Regions from separate parts of the Mus musculus genome. Here region 2 is linked to region 1. The links are chromatin loops, found by intact Hi-C in ENCODE. Cell type or tissue: heart. All regions are shown on one strand.

The links. Peaks named below come from ENCODE experiments on the same cell type or tissue, not always from the same donor. Only the 100,000 strongest peaks of a DNase experiment are listed, where the experiment ranks them.
Region 2: it touches region 1 in a loop (2.7-fold over the local background); 15 of 42 quality-filtered maps call a loop at or near these places.

What each region holds. Positions count from the first base shown.
Region 1 is chr7:121,032,416-121,037,415 of GRCm38, forward strand. Mettl9 (methyltransferase like 9) reads left to right here and starts at 2,030. Exons shown (of 5, transcript NM_021554.2): 1 at 2,030-2,560. The coding sequence starts at 2,396. In heart, a CTCF peak has its summit at 2,002; DNase peaks (open chromatin) are centred at 2,096 and 2,966; H3K4me3 peaks cover 3,150 bases; H3K27ac peaks cover 2,273 bases; H3K27me3 peaks cover 728 bases.
Region 2 is chr7:120,979,770-120,984,769 of GRCm38, forward strand. Cdr2 (cerebellar degeneration-related 2) reads right to left here and starts at 2,543. Exons shown (of 5, transcript NM_007672.2): 1 at 2,208-2,543. The coding sequence starts at 2,283. It overlaps Mfsd13b (major facilitator superfamily domain containing 13B), which reads left to right and starts at 2,740. Exons shown (of 8, transcript NM_001374644.1): 1 at 2,740-2,961. In heart, no CTCF peak of the experiment used is centred here; DNase peaks (open chromatin) are centred at 2,002 and 2,642; H3K4me3 peaks cover 3,681 bases; H3K27ac peaks cover 3,095 bases.

The DNA of each region.
Region 1 (5,000 bases):
GGGAGGTAAGGGAAGAGTTAGGGGAAGTTGCTTAAGAAACAAGCTGCTTGCCTGCATGACCCAGCCACAATTTCTGGTAATAGAACAGAAACCCAGGCTAGACACTCAGGGTCAGCAGGCACAAGGATAGCAGGTATGTGACTCTTGAGTGTTAATACCTACATTTCAAAGCCACATTGGAAAGGATATTGCCTCATCTTTGGCTTTCTGTATTAGGGGTGTCTCTTGCTATTCCCATCATGGATAACTGAGGTTTTAATGTACAGTAGTGACATCCTAGTAGCAGGCCTGAGGGCAATCTGAACTTCTGCTTAGTATATTTACTCTTGCAGCTTTCCTTCCTCCTGATTTGTAATTCAGGAAGCTGAGAGGAGAGACAGCAAGGCTTCTTGGATGGATCGAAAAGCCAGGAGCTGGGATACCACCCTCTATAAAAAGGTTTGCTATCATATTTGCTTCTTCATTTGCTTATGCTGTGCTTTGCTTTCTTCCTGTGCTTCCTAAATGTAAATCACACTTACACAAGTAGTTTGTGATTATAGAGTAGTTTGAATGTGAGGGTAATTTATTTTTTTAGGTGAGCTGCTCAGGCATAAAGCAAAATTTGGTAGGTGTCTTAGCTGTCAAGTTCACCCCAAATTCTTCAGATCCTATCAGATGTATCTTTGCTTCTTGTTTAGAGGATACATTTAGGATTGAAGTCTTGGAGCTGTGGTTAAGCAAGCTTAATCTTAGGACACAGTTTTCTGTATCCTTTGTCTTTAGAAATGAAATATGCCCGTTTATGCACTCTTGTTGTATCTCCTCTTTACTTAAAAAGGTGAAGACTCTGGTTTGATACAGAAGAGCTTTATTGGAACTCAAAGAGGGGACATAATACAGTCATTTACATTCACTATTATAGCTTCTTTTAAGTATGTTGGACCAGTACTTCTAGAAAGTTGAGCTCAATTTAGTAAGGTATAGTCTTGGGTTTAACACCCAACTTGGAGAGATGTCAGGGAATATACCAGAATGAGAGAAGACAAAGTATTTTGTTATATTCTATGCACATTAGGTAACAAAATATTCTTATTAACGAAAGATGGTAAATAGATACTTTAACACCTAAGGAGTTTGTGATAAGGAATGCCATTTCTCATCCAGGGGTCATTATTTCATAAACGGAAATCTCTTCAGTGTAGTGTGATGAAATTAACGTAAAGATAAATTTGTTTTATAATTAATTTAAAATTAATGTACAGAATCTGTCGCTGTCAAATGAAAAGCATATTCTAACAAACCTAGGAAGGTGTGAGTAGCTGGGCTAGGAAATATGCTGTAGCTTAGTAGCAACAGTTGAGACACAACGACATCTCATGACCCTCATTTTAGAAACATTGGGCTTCTTCCTGCTATAAATGATCTAAGAAATATCTGGCTAAATCTCCCCAGACCGAGCACATTTTAAGAATGTCTGGTCCAACTTCTATCAGCTTGAGAAAACATGGCAGCCAGGACTAACTTGCAAGGAAACATGGCAGCCAGGACTAACTTGTGGCCTTCGTTGTCCAGCAGATGCTATTTTCCATCACATTTCGTTGAGTGCTCCAGGAGCAACAGTTTCCAACAAAGGCAGAGCTTTCACTCATGAGGGCTTCACTAGACCTGTGACAGCCGCTTCTCAGGCTTGGGAACACCGGGACTGGGAGTGGCGGTGGGATTCTTTCCCCCTCGATTCTCTGCTTTGCAGCTATCGGGTGGCTTTTGGAGTTGGGAGTCAGGTTCGCTGACCCCAGATGGAAATTATTAAATAGACGGTCAAGACTGTAGCAAGAAGGGCAGCGCGGGTCTATCGAATAAACCTGGGTCTGTGTCAATGGGAACAATTAGGTCAAAGGTGTAATCGAGGGGCCCACAGGGTAGTTACTAAGGCAAGACAAGCCCGGAAGTCCTGCAGACCCCTCCTCGGAGGGGCCAGACTCTAGTAGCCCCTTTAGGAAGTCTCCCCCGGATCTTCCGCCATTATGAGTCCAGGCGGCGCCACGGAGGACGTGCACGCCCTCTCTCCCAACTCCCGGGCCTCCCGGTCTCCGCTCATTGGGCAGGGAGGACGCCCCTCCTGCGTTTGTACGTGCACCGGGTGGAAACACGACCTGGAGTCGTTGGCGTTCCGGGCTGGGAAGGGCCGCGGGGGACGTGAGAAGGCCGCGCGCCTGCCGCTCCTCCCCCGCCCCCCCTCCCGCGCCATCTCCCCCTCCCTCTGCCTCGGCCCCGAAGGGGGCTGCACGGGCGACTTGGCGGCGATGGCTCGAGCTCCGGCGGCGACGACGGTGGCCGGAGGCGGCGGCTCCTCCTCCTCCTCCTCCTGGGCTTGGGCCCGGCGGTGATCCGAGCTGGCGGCCGCGGCCCCCCGATGAGACTGTTGGCGGGCTGGCTGTGCCTGAGCCTGGCGTCCGTGTGGCTGGCGCGGAGGATGTGGACGCTGCGGAGCCCGCTCTCCCGCTCCCTGTACGTGAACATGACTAGCGGCCCCGGCGGGCCAGCGGCGGCCGCGGGCGGCGGGAAGGACACGCACCAGGTACTGGGCCGCAGCCCTGCGGAGCGGGGGCGTGGCGCGGCGCGGCGGGGCGCTCGGCCTTCCCGCGCTCGGCCGGGCCATTGTGCGGGGCGGCGCGCTCGGGCCTCGGCCCCGGCCTCTCACAAACTTTTCCCGGCCCGGGCGCTGGCCCCACGGCGCCTTTTGTTCGGCGGCGCGGGCGGGGGACAGCCTTTGCTGCCTGGCTCCCCGGGCCCCAGCGTGGGCGCCCCGAAGCCCCGCATTGTTCCCAGGCCGGCGGCGGCGTCCGCGTCCGCCCTCAGGACCCGAGCAACTTTGGGTAGGGCCACCCAACTGGCACTGGGGCCTGAGCAGAAAACTGCCCCAGCTCTCACCCAGCCAGCCTTCCTCTACCCCCCCGAGGGACAAAACCGAAAGCCGGTCTCTTTTTGTCTGGCCGAATCTCTGGATATACAAAGGGTTCTAAAGACATTAAACTGGGCCTCGTGAACATTTCGGCTGACATTTCCCCGAAGCACTTAAAAAAATGTGTTTGACAGGTCTGGGCTCCCAGCCTAGGAACTCTCCTCCCCCTCTGCCTATGAGACGTGTCCTTTCAACTTGGGTTTAGTGAGCTGACCAGAGAGGTTGGGATGAGGAGGAAGATGATGCAAGCTTTAAACGGAGAGGTTTAAAAAATCTGAACTGTTCAGCAGTGAATTCTTGTAGCTAATGAATGGATTGTGAGCCGTGGGGGTTCTACCGGTTGGATGGGGTTGGATGGTCTTTTCATTAGCTATTTGTACCACTTAAAGAAACATGCATGGGTCAGCTGTTGAATTAAGAGGGAGGTAGTTTGCATTTGACCGTAAGTAGTTTGTGGTTAACCTTGCAGTCACAGAAGAGAAGCCTTTGAATTTAGACAAACTTTGCGCTTTTTCTAAAAGCCTGAGTTTAGTATGTCTTGCTTTTACAGAGAGATGTAAGGAATGATTCCTTGTGTTATTTGGACCTCACCTTTTTATGTATAACAGCATTAAGATTTTATTTGCTATTAACTGGATTGTGTTGTTTTTTTTATGGTGTTGGGATGGAACCCAGGTCCTGGAAACTGTTCTACCCTGATCAATACTCAGACCTCATTTTCTATTTTGGAAGGAATCCTCGATTTTCATTATTTAAATTTACTAGTGATTGTGGCGTTTTAGATGCCCTTTTATGTAGTATTGTTAGGAGTGCGATAAACTTAGTATAACATCTTAAATTGTATAACCATGCTTATTGTCACAGACTATGTTATGCTGGCTCAGTGTCATAGAGACAACTCTGAGGTATACACTGTTAATTAAGTAGGATCAGAATGCCTCATGCCCGTGTGGAACAAGGACTTGGAAATGCTGTGTTTAACAAGCAGTGGATAGAAAAAACGATTATTCCCTATGATGAGGAATTGCGGTTGAGTCTCCCAGTTGTCGGTATTTATGATAACACTTGGGATTACTGCAGAGGCTTGATTTAGGTGCTCATAGAAATTGTGCTTATGGGATGGCTCAGTAGTTAAGAGACTGTGCTCAGTCAGCTCAGACAGCTACAGCTCAGACAGCTCACAACTCTGTAATCCCAGCTCTTGCAGGATTGGATAGCTCTGGACTTCTTCAGCACATGAGCGTGTGCAGGCGCGCACACACACATGTACACACACACTATATATATTGTGACTGTAGAGCCCAGGAAGAATGATGGCAGAGGACACTATCTCAGTGCTTCTCAGCAGAGGGCATTTTCTAACTGCATACATTCATTTATTTCTGTGGTGCTGAAGATCAAACTCAGGCCTTGTAAATGCTGGGCAAGTACTGTACCACTAAGCCTCATCCATAGTCAGTTTGTCTGTATGTCTGTCTGTCAGTCCATTTGTCTATATGTAATTTTGAGACAGGGCTTTGTAGCTCTGACTGGCCTAGTACTCCTATGTAGTTCAGACTGACTTTGAACTCAAAGCAGTCTTTCTGCCTCAGTTTCCAGCATACTAGGATTACAGGTGTTCCATGACCATGCGTGGCTTGTTCTTTGTTTGCTTGTTTGTTTTTCTCTGTGTAGCCCTGGTTGTCCTGGAACTCAATCTGTAGATGAGGCTGATACTGAACTCAGAAATCTGCCTGCCTCTGCCTCTTGTGTGCTAGGATTAAAGGCATGTGCCACCTGGCTACCCTTAGTTTTTTGAGATAGGGTCTGTGTAACTCAGGATGGCCTCAGATTCAGAGTCCTTCTACGTCGGCCTCCTGAGTACCAGGATTGTTTTAAGTGTATATCACTATACTCTGCCAGACAGTATTTTTGAGGTGAATAAATTTGTTATGAAAATAAATATCTGTGAGTAAAGATGAAAATGACCAGGATGAAAGAAGTGTGTGCCTAGAGGCCGCCATGAACTAATGCAGGGTGGAAGACTGTCTTTTCTGCACTCCTGGCGGGTATATGG
Region 2 (5,000 bases), 53 kb before region 1:
AGAAAAAAGCCAGTATGTTCTTGAGAAACAACTGTAAACTCTGTTCAAAGGTAGTTCTTCTAGGCTGGCTCTGGGGTACACTGCTTACGTGGCACGCACGGAGGGCCTAGGGTCAATCCCAGCACACCAAACCATTTAACATGTAAGTCAACAAAATGGGGAAAAGATGCTCAAAAGAGCAGCCATCATTCTTTCATGGGCATATTAATGAGCTAGCAGGATTTCATATCTTCCATTTGTACTTTATATGGCTACTTATGATGCAGAAGCCATGGCAAAGTCCACTGTGATAACAGCTATGAAAGCCTCTGGAAAGTAGAGAAGAAGTTCCAAATGGAAATCAACAGTAAATTAGCCCAGAGGTTAGGGTTTGTTAGACTTGAAGATGTGACACCTTCATCTGGATCAGAAGTTAAGAGTGCCACACATAGCACCAAACGTATTTTGTTTACCACTCAGTAGACCGAGATAGTACAACTGCTGGTTCCTGATAACCTCCTGGAGACGGGGGTTTGGCTGTTGGGTAGACTAGGGCTCTGGATTGAGGAGAGCTGAAAACGTTAATCTTGTGTGAGAGCCTCAGTTCAGGTCAACAAATACTAAATTAAGTTTCTATTATGATGTGTTATATATGATGTTAGACATGGGAGACTGGCCAGTCCTTGAAGGTTTTGGATTCTTCTTAAATATGGCAAAGAAAAAACTCTTGCTTGGATTATATGAATTGCTTTCATAGAAGCAATCGCACGATGGTTGCTTCAGTCCTCAAGTATCAAAGTAGGTCATCAATCCTTATGGGGCAAATCTCAAGTAGGCTAAATGTCTAACAAATTTGTCTTGTGGACATGGAGAAATGTGATGGCAAATCGGCATTGTAACTGCTAGTCAGCTTCAATTATAGCAGTACAGGGATCTATGTGGGCTTAGGTCATTTCACATTAAGAAATCAAGACAGACAGGATTAAAAAAACCAAAAAAACAAAAACAAAAAAAAAAACAAAAAAACAAAAAACAAATTAGCATCTCTCCAAAGAGCTACCTGTTTTCTTTTTCTAAGTATGGATCATTCAAGCCCGAATTTTTCCCCCATCAGATTCAGTTGAATTGTGAACAAGAGGCGGTGTTTAGTAGCCAACTCAAAAGAGATATTAATTTTCCCAAAAAGTTTGGAGTGGAGATCATTATACAGAATAGCACAAAGGATTCCTGCGGATCCCTCAGCATGGTGGTTAACAATGTCTACTCTGGGGTCTGCCGTGAATACCTAGTCTCCCCAACAGTATCTTCTTCAGCCAGAGGTACCTACTGCAGCACCTTATGCTATTGGGAGAATTAAAGGAGCCTACCAGGGTGTTGAGGGCCGGCCTATCAGTGTCCCCAAACACAAAATCCTGCTATGAATGTACAAGAAAATGGGCCACTGGCTTCAGACTGGGGGCACTCTTGAGATTGTCTCTGGAGATGCCCCGATGCAAGAAAACCAAGGCAGGATTATTTTTAATTGAAAACCCGAAAGAAAGATAAGCGCATGATAAGAGCTGCCCTCGAATAATTTCATTTAGCCCCCGATGAACGATGGCTAAGTAATAAATTAAAACACAAAACAAAACAGTTTAATACCCAACTGAGTAAGCTGTAAACTGGGATGCTAAGAAACTGAACAGTGTCTACAGGCTCCTCATACTCGGCTTTAGGGAATCCACCTAAATCTTTTAGCCTCTGCTTTCTGGAAAACGGGACAAAAAAAAAAAAATTTACTCTCACAGAGAGATGGCGCGGGTACCGCACAGCAGCACTGCCCTCCCACCACCTGCAGCGGCTTTGCAGACTCTGCGGACCATGAAAGGCGATGTGGGGCAGGCAGGGCAGCACGACCCGGACCCAGGCCAGCAGCTCGCCTCTAGAGCAGGACAAGCTGGTCCACTCCTGCCCACCTCAGAGGTCCATCCGCTCATACCCGGCAAGCGCTTTCTTAAAGCACCGAGCATCAGCCTGTGTGGCGCACCCGCAGGGCCGTGGGCCGCGCGCGCTTGCTCTCTGCGGTCGGGATGGGCGGATCCGTTGCCAGGTGAGGGCAAGAAGCACCGGGCCGCGGCATCCCAAACCTCCAGCCTAAGGAACTTTCTAGCACTTTCCACACCTGCCACCCCCGGACTCCCACCCCAACAATCCCGCCCCCCCCTCCCGACCGGCGACCTCGCCCTCACCTTGCTGGAGGTCCCGGTGGTCGTACCACGGCTCATCCTCCATCTCGAACTCCTCCACTAGGTTATCTGCCAGCATGTCGCCGGGGACGTCCGGGGGCAGCGGGCTCTGCCGCCGCCCTGCCGTTTCGGCCGCTGCCCCGGGCTCTCCCCCGGCCCCGCCGCCCTCAGCCAGAGCCACCCTGGGGCGGGACACGCAGGTCCCGCAGCAGCTCTCGCCGCTATCCCGCGCCGCCCAAAGGCCGGCGCCCTAGCGAGCGCGCCCCGGGTGGCGCCGGGAGCCGGCTCCTCACGCCTGCTGCCCGGCCCAACGTGGCACTTTGGCAGAACCCTCCCAAAGCCGGGGAGACGATTCAAACCCGGGAGGCACCTTGACCAATCACGAATGAGCCGCCTATAGAGTGACAGCGACTTCAGCCAATAGAATATCAAAAAAGGTCGCGGGTCCGAGGACCATCAGCCAATAATAGCTTAGGAAGGAACAAAGGAGGCGGGGAAAGACGAAGAGGGTGCGGTCGGCAGCCCCTCCTCTTTTGTCTGCGTCGCGTCTCCTCAGTTGAGTGCACTCCAGTTCCGGAGTGTGGAGGTGGCTTTGGCGAACACCGGGTGCCGAGGACTACTAATTCTGGGCACGGGTCATCATCTTCCCACCCGAGGGTTTCGGATGCGGGCCAACTCTCCTTGGCTCTGCCCTCGGTGATGCTCGGAGGGAGACTCATGGTCCGTCGGGAAGTTAAAGCCGAGAGAACGCTACTGAGTGAGAGCTGCTCCTCAATCTTGGAGCCCTGGCCTTCCAGGGGCCTGGCTATGAACTCCTAAAAGGGCAGTCACCAACCCCACTTCACACTCCAGAGTCCCGGGCTGGCCAGTGGAAGCCGCCTCCCCTGAGAAAAGTTGCCACAGTTTTGCATAGAATTTCTTAAAGGTTCATAGAGCCCAGGATAAATACCTAAGATCAGGCATTGCACTTGGTGGCCAGCTTGCCGGCGTCAGCTTGTTAACACAGCCGTAACTACTGTTTCTTGGGTTAAACTTTTAATATATTTGGGTACCTCACTTAGGGAAACTCTCAGAGGGCAGAAAGGTCGGCGCAGATGTTTGGGATGTTATAACTGATAGCATCTACAGAGGACGGGAGAAGAACTGTGACAACTGAGGGGGGGAGGGGATGTTATAACTGATAGCATCTACAGAGGACGGGAGAAGAACTGTGACAACTGAGGGGGGGAGGGGAGTAATTACTCAGGTTTGGCAGTAGTGATTTGGTAGAAACCTCCTGAAGTTAACTCCTTCACACAGATCCGGAGTGTCACCCGAACTAAAGTGGAAAGCAGTTGAAAGTTTGCCTTATCCAAAAAAAGCACCAGTTGTGGCCTTAAAATAGTGTACTCAGATTACTATGGCTTAAAACAGGAGAAATTGCTAGGAAGAAGCTACAAATCCTCAGAGATACTTTTATTTCTCTGAGATCTCGGGTAATTTGGAGGAAGGAATACTTCACCCTAATTTCTTTTTTCAGTGCTAACGATGCCTTAGGCGTGCCACTCTCCATCATTCTTGTGGGTCCTAAGATGCTCCTTTTCAGATCAGTGTAACATGCACCTGTTCCTGGGAACATGGTCTTGTGAAGGTCAAGAAAGCCTCCCCATTGTGAGGTTGGTTTGTTGTTTGTACAGAGTCTCACTGTGCAGCCCCAGCTTTGCCTAGCACACTATGTAGATTAGGCTGGCTCTGCCTCCAGAGTGCTGGGATAGAAGGCACACAACCATCAAACCCTGTCCCTACAGGAATGTTGTTCTGGCGAGATTTTCCTCTTCATTCCTTAAGAAAGACTCCTTAATAGACCTTAAGGTACCAAGAACCTAGGGTTAGAAATCTAATTGTCTATCCACAGTTTGTACTAGCAAAGCAGGCGTTAGCTCACCACTTAGGGGAGAAATGACCTCTTTGCTCAAAGAGCTATGAGAATCAAAGAAACTGTGCCCAAGAAAGCTGTGTTGTTTCTAACACTTATTGTGAAGGGACTGTTAAAAAATAACAGCATCAAAATAATACACTTCCTTCTCTTTTTGCCTCCCTCTTCCTTTTTCTTTTTCCTGTTCTCCCGTGGTACTACCAAGGGCCCACTCACATGCAAGGAGAAGTTCCAAGCCACTGTCCCCAGCCCATGAGTATCAAAATAAGTAGTAATAGCAACAGATTGCAGTTTGTTAATGATGAATCCATGGTGATATAAATGAGAAAAAAAATTTCCTTATGAGGAATGCCAACCAAAAATGTAACAAAGTAATATTAGCCAGGTATAGTGGTGCCCTCAGCACTGGGGATGTGGAGACAGGAGGCATGTGAGGTTGATACCACCTGTGCTACATTGCAAGACCCTGACTAGGAAGCAGAAGCCAATCAAAATAGAACAGGCCAGATAGTTCAGTGGCTAAAGGTGCTTGCATCCTTGCCTGACAAGCTGAGTTGATGGCAGCAACCCACATAGTGCAAGGCTGGAAGTGACTCCCACAGGTTCTCCACATGTACCTTGTCACATACAAAACCCCCCCCCCCCAACACAAGGATCAAGTGTAACTTAAAACAAGTAGTAAGAGTAACAGACTGTCACCTCACAAGTTCCTTCTGAGTACAAGTACACCAAGAGGCAAGATGTCCCTAGTCAGCTTTTTGTTGCTATGTTTTAAAAACAAGAACCAAGGTTGCTGGTAAAGCTTCTTCTTCCAGAAATGTCAATATCTCAGCCCAGACACAAAATGAAGCAATGTAGAACCAATTACTGTAGTCACACAG